Regions from separate parts of the Homo sapiens genome. Here regions 1 and 3 are each linked to region 2. Evidence: read pairs that join two places in POLR2A ChIA-PET (ENCODE). Cell type or tissue: B cell. All regions are shown on one strand.

Evidence for each region. ChIA-PET counts read pairs that join two places held together with the same protein. Peaks named below come from ENCODE experiments on the same cell type or tissue, not always from the same donor. Only the 100,000 strongest peaks of a DNase experiment are listed, where the experiment ranks them.
Region 1: POLR2A ChIA-PET joins it to region 2 with 5 read pairs; 3 of 35 experiments call an interaction of 5 or more read pairs at or near these places.
Region 3: POLR2A ChIA-PET joins it to region 2 with 5 read pairs; 4 of 35 experiments call an interaction of 5 or more read pairs at or near these places.

The regions. Positions count from the first base shown.
Region 1 is chr19:16,587,022-16,589,521 of GRCh38, forward strand. The region is part of intron 1 of MED26 (mediator complex subunit 26); the gene reads right to left. Among named protein-coding and RNA genes, the nearest start is that of SLC35E1, 16 kb to the left of the region's middle. RefSeq lists enhancers at 1,359-1,408, 1,579-1,648, 1,899-2,068, 2,279-2,328. In B cell, no CTCF peak of the experiment used is centred here; DNase peaks (open chromatin) are centred at 820 and 1,560; H3K4me3 peaks cover 2,088 bases; H3K27ac peaks cover 2,500 bases.
Region 2 is chr19:16,416,665-16,419,164 of GRCh38, forward strand. EPS15L1 (epidermal growth factor receptor pathway substrate 15 like 1) reads right to left here. Exons shown (of 24, transcript NM_001258374.3): 11 at 1,284-1,440; 12 at 888-973. Among named protein-coding and RNA genes, the nearest start is that of EPS15L1, 54 kb to the right of the region's middle. RefSeq lists enhancers at 931-1,000, 1,031-1,080, 1,226-1,829 and a silencer at 1,181-1,260. In B cell, CTCF peaks have their summits at 1,216 (motif pointing left) and 1,416; DNase peaks (open chromatin) are centred at 427 and 1,157; H3K4me3 peaks cover 1,438 bases; H3K27ac peaks cover 1,918 bases.
Region 3 is chr19:16,341,170-16,343,669 of GRCh38, forward strand. No RefSeq gene overlaps it. Among named protein-coding and RNA genes, the nearest start is that of KLF2, 18 kb to the left of the region's middle. RefSeq lists an enhancer at 1,412-1,641. In B cell, no CTCF peak of the experiment used is centred here; a DNase peak (open chromatin) is centred at 1,392; H3K4me3 peaks cover 1,267 bases; H3K27ac peaks cover 2,314 bases.

The DNA of each region.
Region 1 (2,500 bases), 170 kb after region 2:
CAAACATGCCACAGATGGCACCCAGAAACAGACAGTCTGCCTTCAATGTGCTAAGCATTCTAATGCCGTCCGCGGCTGAGTCACCTCGCCCACCCCCCAACCCCCAACACACAGTCGTGTCTGCTGAGGACACACGGGTGAATCAAACAGGGCTTTGCTGGGAGAGTGTGTGTCTGTGATTTGGTTCCCGCCACACCAAGTCTTCCTGCTTCTGACAAACTCCGCACGTGTTCCCAGGCAGCTGGGAGCCAAACTGCCTCTGGTGCAAGTCAGTACAAGAGGCGGCACCTGCATCCCCACCCCACCTCCACCCCAAGACCCCAGCTCTGCCCTCCCTCTCAGCTCTGGAAAGCGCAGCCCTGAGGGGTGCTGCTGTGCTTACCCTCAGGCGGGCCCCACCCTGCACTCTCCGCTCAGCCTCATGGGGCTGGTGCAGGTCCACCAGGCTCTGCCCAGTGAAGGCACCTTCCTCTGAGGGGACCTCATGGGAGCCTCAAACCCCAGGGGCAAAGCCTCAAGTTCACAGCTTCTCAGAGGAAGAATGACACTGGGAGGAACAATGACGGGAAGGTGCATGTCTCGGCCACAGCCACCAAGCTCACCACTTGAAAAGCACTTCCTGCTGGGGCCCTCCTGCTACTCCCAGGAGCAGCCGGCCACCTGAGTGGTCTGTCATGTCCATGTGGCCCTCCCTGTCCTGCAGCCACAGCTCCTGTAATGCTTGGGCAAGTATGCAATTGCATGCTACAACTCAGCCCGGGGGACGGGAAATGCCACCTGAGTACAGGCAGCACGCGGAGCCCTGACTGAACCCCATGAGCAACTCAGAAAGAGGAAGCCCAGGGCTTGGGGCAGAAGTAGGAGCTCCATCAGTAGGCATGCCTGACTTCTGCAGCGAGGGAAACTTGCAGATGAAGCCAGGAGGCAGGCAGCGCTGCTCTCCACAGCCACTGCCCCCACAGCGTCCTTCCCTCCCACTTTCTGTTTTTAGCAGCTCTTCCCAACCAAACTACCAACCTAGACTCTCCTGACCTCTGCTTCAGGTCTGCAGAACTTACGATTCTTACTGCCATTTGGCCCTTTGTGAAGGCACAAGAGCTCTCAAAGCTCATCTGTAAATTGACTCGTTGCTACGCGGATAGAACTGGAGCAGTGGGAAGCCAAGCGGAGTCCTGGTGATAGCACGCTGGGTGGGGGCTTCTCCCTCTCAGCCTCTCTCTTCTAGGAGCAGCTGATAAGAATGCCAGCTGCAGAAGACTGGAAATGACCCAACATCCTCGGGGGAAACACACACACAGTGCTCGGCCCATATATGTTCCGCCAAAGACAGAGCCCAAATAAGAACGAGCCAGCTTTTCAGGAATCAACAGGGAACAACCTTCAAGAGACTGCCAAGCACAGAGATGCACACAACAGCGCACCCTGTGCCGCCGCCTGGAAGATCCTAGCTGAGGCTGGGCAGACAAGGACCTGATGGTTGAGCCGCGCATAGCTGTAGCAGGGGACCGCACCTGGCCTCCAGCACTGACGCAAGCAAGACCTATCACTGACTGGAGCCCAGTTCCTCCTCTGAGAGCATGAGAAAACCACAAGATGGTGTCTGTAGAGCATGAATGGTGTGCTGGAGACCACGCCCCCAGGGGCCAGGCCACGAGGACCCGCACACTGCACTTTCTGCTGGGCTGCTCTGTGGTCTGTAAGATCCATTCAGGCAGGGCAGTGCCCAGCACGGTGCCTGGAGGCAGCCTCAGAGGCCCATTGAGAGAGGAAGCCGAAGGAGAGCAGCCCCCCGCCTGCCTGTCCAATTGGGCTGCTGTAAGATCCTGAGAACTAGTGACCTTCTAGAATTCCCCGAGACAAGTCATCAAATGCTCTCTGAGCACCGACTGCACACAGGTGCTCTACCAAACTCTGGGCCCGCTGGATGCTGGGAGGGGGCGTTAGGATCCCTGTGTACTGACCCGGAGGAGTAGACAGAGACAGCCAAGGTCAAGAACAGAAGCAACAGATAAAATGCCACCACTGAGGCTCTCACCCAGGCTGCCAGGAAACCCCAGGGGAGGACTACACTTGGCTCAGGTCCAGGGCCACCCCTTCCCCCACAGCTCCTGGGCTCTGTGTGGAGCTGGAGGGACAGGAGTGGGCACAGGGGCCTTCTCATTGGGCATTCCTGCAACGAGGGCCACGGTGCAGAGAACCAAGGACACTGTCACCCAAGAAAGAGTCTGGTGACTCTGTGGATCCCATGGTAACCACCATTTAAGGATGGACACTCACGCTATGATCCAGCAATTCCACTCCAAGCAGCACCTACAGAAATGCACTCAGAGCAGCTGTATCAGAACAGCCCCAACTGAAAACAGCCCACGCAGCCACCAACAGAACACCGAATAAATAAATCATGGTCTGTCCATTCAATGTTGGATGAACAAACTGCTGCTACACATAACCTCAAAGACAAATCTCAAAACAACGTTGAGTCAAAGAGCCAAACACAAAA
Region 2 (2,500 bases):
CCAGCATGGTGGTGCGTCCTAGCTACTCGGGAGGCTGAGGTGGGAGGATTGCTTAAGCCTAGGAAACAGATGCTACAGTGAGCCATGATCACACCACTACGCTCCAGCTTGGGTGACAGAGCGAGACCCTGTCTGAAAAACAAACAACAAAAAAGGATGTCATTCTTGAAGAGGATCCAGAGGGGAATACAGGAAGTGACTGCATTTCTTTATACCAGACTCTAAAAGTACAGACAGCCCATCCAAAGCCCTCGTTTACACATGAGGAAACTAAGGCACTAGGCAAGAAGGGGAGCCACAGACCTGGAGGCCCCTTCACACCTTCAGCTGCTGGGTCCTAAGCCCGCTCCTCGCCATCTGAGACCCAATTGCCCTAGCTGTCAAGGATAACAAGGCCTTCCTAGCACTGGGGAGGGGCTGATGCCTGGGGCTACTGAGCTGCGACCTGCCTGAGACCACAAAGCTGCCACAGGCTCTGCCCATGACCTGCCTGGGACAACACAGCTGCCACAGGCTGTGCCCATGACCTGCCTGGGACCACACAGCTGCCACGGGCTCTGCCCACGACCTGCCTGGGACCACACAGCTGCCACAGGCTCTGCCCACGACCTGCCTGGGACCACACAGCTGCCACCCACAGGCTCTGGTCAAGACCTGCCTGAGACCACACAGATGCTACGGGCTCTGGCTGAGGCTGATTCAAATGGAAGATGTCATTCTTCAAGCCCCTTGAGCCAGTTTAGGACCTCAGAAGCTGTATCTTTTCCTTCCTTCTGAATAAACCTGTGATGAGCAAACTTCCAGGTGAGCCTCTGATATTTCCGATAACAACCTGGGAGAGTTCGTGTAACATCTGGATGTGGAGGGAAGGGCCGTTTCCAACATACCTTTGTAACTGGGCAATCTCTTGACTGATGTCATCAAGCTCCTTCACGCCAGTAAACTCCCCGGAGCCGAGAGAGCCTGAACTGTCCTAGAATTGAATTCAGAGGCGAGATCTCTAATTAGCAACCTGACATCACCTGACAGGAGGCACCAGCAGTTCTCGGGCCCAGGGATAAAATTGTCCCTTTAGTACACAGGGTGAGGTAGCAAAAGTGTCAGCCCCCTGCCTGGGGAAATACCTGGGCAGCCAAGCCACCCTCCCGGGGGCCCCTGTTGAGGAAGGCAGGGACCACAGGCAGCACCCGCCACCGTGGGCTCATGTGTGCCACCAGTGCCACCTGGTGGCAGGCGGTGGGAAGGGATGTCAATACCCCCAGGGCATGACCAGCACCACTCACCGGGCCGGGCGTGCCTCTCTCCGAAGGCGGGACCATGTCCGGCGAGAGGACTTGAGGAGGGTCGATGCCTTTACTGACCTTCTGCTGAATGAAATACATAGCTAACGCGAATTGGTCTTTGCTTAACTTCCCCGTTTGCCTCGTATCGGCCAGGGCCCTGGGAGAAACGTGGGGATGCTAATTACACATCACAGGCGCCGACTCAGCCTGAACCCAAGTCACCGATCCCTTGCTTTTCAAAAACGACAGCGACGAAAACAACGGCAGGGCGTGGTGGCAAGCCCCAGCTCCTTCCCTACTTCACATCTCCTTCCCAGGAAGTGGCCCAGGGGTTCCCCGCTCCCAGTGTCCCCCACCCTAGGAGGGCTGTCAGGGCTGAAGAACCCCAAGCCCCTGACCTGGGCTGAGGAGCCGACCCCCTGGGAAAACCTCACTAGGGCTGAGATGCAGCTGCCTCTTCCTTTGGCTTATCTCGTGCGTGGGGCAGGCTCTGATGCTGCAGGCATGGAGTAGACCAGCCCTTCCGTGGAAATGGGTGCTGAGACCAAGCATTGTCCCTGTAGCTCTGGGTCATCTGAATGGCCCCGGCTACTGGCCTTCAATGGGGATGACAGCAGCACTTTGGGGTGTCATCATGATGAAGAAAGAATCAGCAACGACTCTCTTTCCTTGTTATGAACGGAACGTTTATGTCCCCCCAGATTCCTATGTCCAAATCCTATCCCTCAATGGGATGGTGTTGGGAGGTGGGGCCTCTGGGAGGTGATGAGGTCATGAGGGTGGAGCCTCAGGAGTGGGATTAGTGCCCTTATAAAAGAGGCCCCAGAAGGCTCTCTCTGCTCCTTTTGCCATGTGAGGACACGGCAAGCAGGTGGCCGTCTACAAACTAGGCAGTGAGCCCTCACCAGACACTGGATCTGCTGGTGCCTGGATCACAGACTTCCACCCCCCAGAGCCGTGAGAAATGTCTGTTTCTAAGCCACTCTGTCTATGGCACTTTGTCACAGCAGCCCAATGGTCTAAAACACTCCTCTTGTGCCCAAATGAGGCTGCCACAGGGGCATGGCCACAATGCACAGGACAGTCCCCCACAACTAAGCGTCCCCTGCCCACATAGCTCTTGGATGTCCTGAAAGATGGGCCAAGGCAGCATCTGAATAGCAGCACACAGTGGTCCTGTGGAGCTGAGGTGAGAGGCTCCGCGACACTCACAATCA
Region 3 (2,500 bases), 75 kb before region 2:
CAGCTCAATTTTAAGGTGTAAAAAAAGCAATTGAGAATAAGTTGCTTCTGTTGTAAAACGTTACTTTTTTTTTCAGACGGAGTCTTGCTCTGTCGCCCACGCTGGAGTGCAGTGGTGCAATCTCGGCTAACTGCAACCTCCGCCTCCCAGGTTCAGGTGATTCTCCTGCCTCGGCCTCCCCAGCAGCTGGAATTACCGGCGCCCGCCACCACTCCCAGCTAATTTTTGTATTTTTAGTAGAGACGGGTTTCACTGTGTTGGCCAGAAGGGTCTCAAATGCCTGACCTCAAGTGATCCACCCACCTTGGCCTCTTAAAATGCTGGGATTACAGGCATGAGCCACCATGCGCAGCCACATTACTATTTTTAATACAGTTATTTTGTCAATATAACATAAAGTTTGGACCGAGTATCCACTGATGAATGAATGGATAAACAAAATGTGGTCTATCCATCTATCCAGACAATGGAATAGTATTCAGTTTTTAAAAAGAAAGAGATTATAGGGCCGGGCGCGGTGGCTCACGCTTGTAATCCCAACACTTTGGGAGGCCGAGGCGGGCGGATCATGAGGTCAGGAGTTCGAAACTAGCCTGGCCAACATGGTGAAACCCAGTCTATACTAAAAATACAAAAATTAGCTGGGCGTGGCGGTGCGTGCCTGTAATCCCAGCTACTCGGGAGGCTGAGGCAGGAGAATTGTTTGAACCCAGGAGGCGGAGGTTGCAGTGAGCCGAGATCACGCCATTACACTCCAGCCTGGGCAGCAGTGCAAGACTACAATTCAAAAAAAAAAGAAAAGAAAAGAAAAGAAAAAGAGAAAGATTCTGACACATACATGCTCCAACAGGAACTATCCTAAGTGAAATACGCCAGACACAAAAAGAGAAATACTGTATGAGTCCATGCATCAGATTCATAGAGACAGGAAGTAGAATGGTGGGTGCGAGGGGCTGGGGGAGGAGGAAATGGGGAATGAGTATTTAGTGGGGGCAGAGTTTCAGTTTTACAAGCTGACAAGAGCTCTGCTGCGTAACATGAATGGACTGGGGTGAGCCGTGAGGGCTGGAGGGCCCTCAGACAAGAGAAAGGATGACAGTTCCAAGGCTTCAAACAGATGCTCTGAGAGAACCAGTCCTCAGAAAGGCTGAGAATCCCTGGAATTTTTCCTGGGCTGGAAGGGATCTGCTCTATGGCTTAAAGGTCTTGGCCAAGGGCCTGAAGAACCACCCATCTTCCAGGGCCCAGGCACTCCGACTCCTCAAATTTAAATACAGGCGCTTTCTACGCATGAGTGCCAAACCATTTCCAGTAAGTCTCATTGTCAGCTATAAAAATAACCACTGTTGAAGCAGAGACAAGCTCGTGATGCAGCCAGGCAGTGCCACAGAGAGGCAATGGCATCTGTCCCTGTCAAATGGAAAGTCCCCTGGCCAAGCCTCTGAATTCAAGTGAACATCTTGGTCTTGGATGTGACCATCTGAATGGTGGTCGAGAAAGTGCTTGGTCCATAGAAGGCACCCAGGACACTCGAGCCCCCTTCTCTCCCATGACCTTCGTACAATGGCACGGAATGGAGACGCAGGGCTGGGACTTCCCCTCCACCACACCGGTTTCCTTTACAATGAGATTCCATTCCTATAATGAGGAATAATGTAGTAGCTTAGTTAATACAGACAGAACTGCCCCTCAGTCGGTTCTTGGGTAGTGGAGCTAGAATATACAGGCCCTGCTCTAAAAGCTCAAAGCAATCCCTGGACAGTAACCATAGCTTTAATAATACTCATCTGGGCCGGGTGCGGTGGCTGAAGCCTGGAATCCCAGCACTTTGGGAGGCCGAAGCGGGCAAATCACAAGGTCAGGAGTTCGAGACCAGCCTGGCCAACATAGTGAAAGCCCATCTCTACTAAAAATACAAAAAAATTAGCTGGGCTTAGTGGCGGGCACCTGTAATCCCAGCTGCTCGGGAGGCTGAGGCAGGAGAATTGCTTGAACCCGGGAGGCGGAGGTTACATGAGCTGAGATCGTGCCACTGCACTACAGCCCAGGTGACACAGTGAGACTCCATCTAAAATAATAAGAATAATACCCATCTGAATGAATAATAACAAAAACCAGTACCACTGGCTAGGAGGCGGAAGTGGGGTTATGGGGAATTGCTCAATGGGTACAGAGTGTCAATTTCACAAAATGAGAAAGTTCTAGAGATCTGTTGCAGAATGGTGTGAATATATTTAACACTGCTGAACCACGCACTTGAAAGTGGTTTTTTTAAAAAAAAAGTGGTTAAAGTGGAGCTGGATGCAGTGGCATGCACCTGTAGGCCCAGTTACTCCAGAGGCCGAGGCGGGAGGATTGCTTGAGCCTAGGAGTTTGAATCCAGCCCGGGCAACATAGTGACAACCTGTCTCTAAAAAAATAAAAAAAGAATAAAAATTTCTATAAATTAAAAATAAATTTAGGCCAGGAATGGTGGCTCACACCTGTAACCCCAACACTT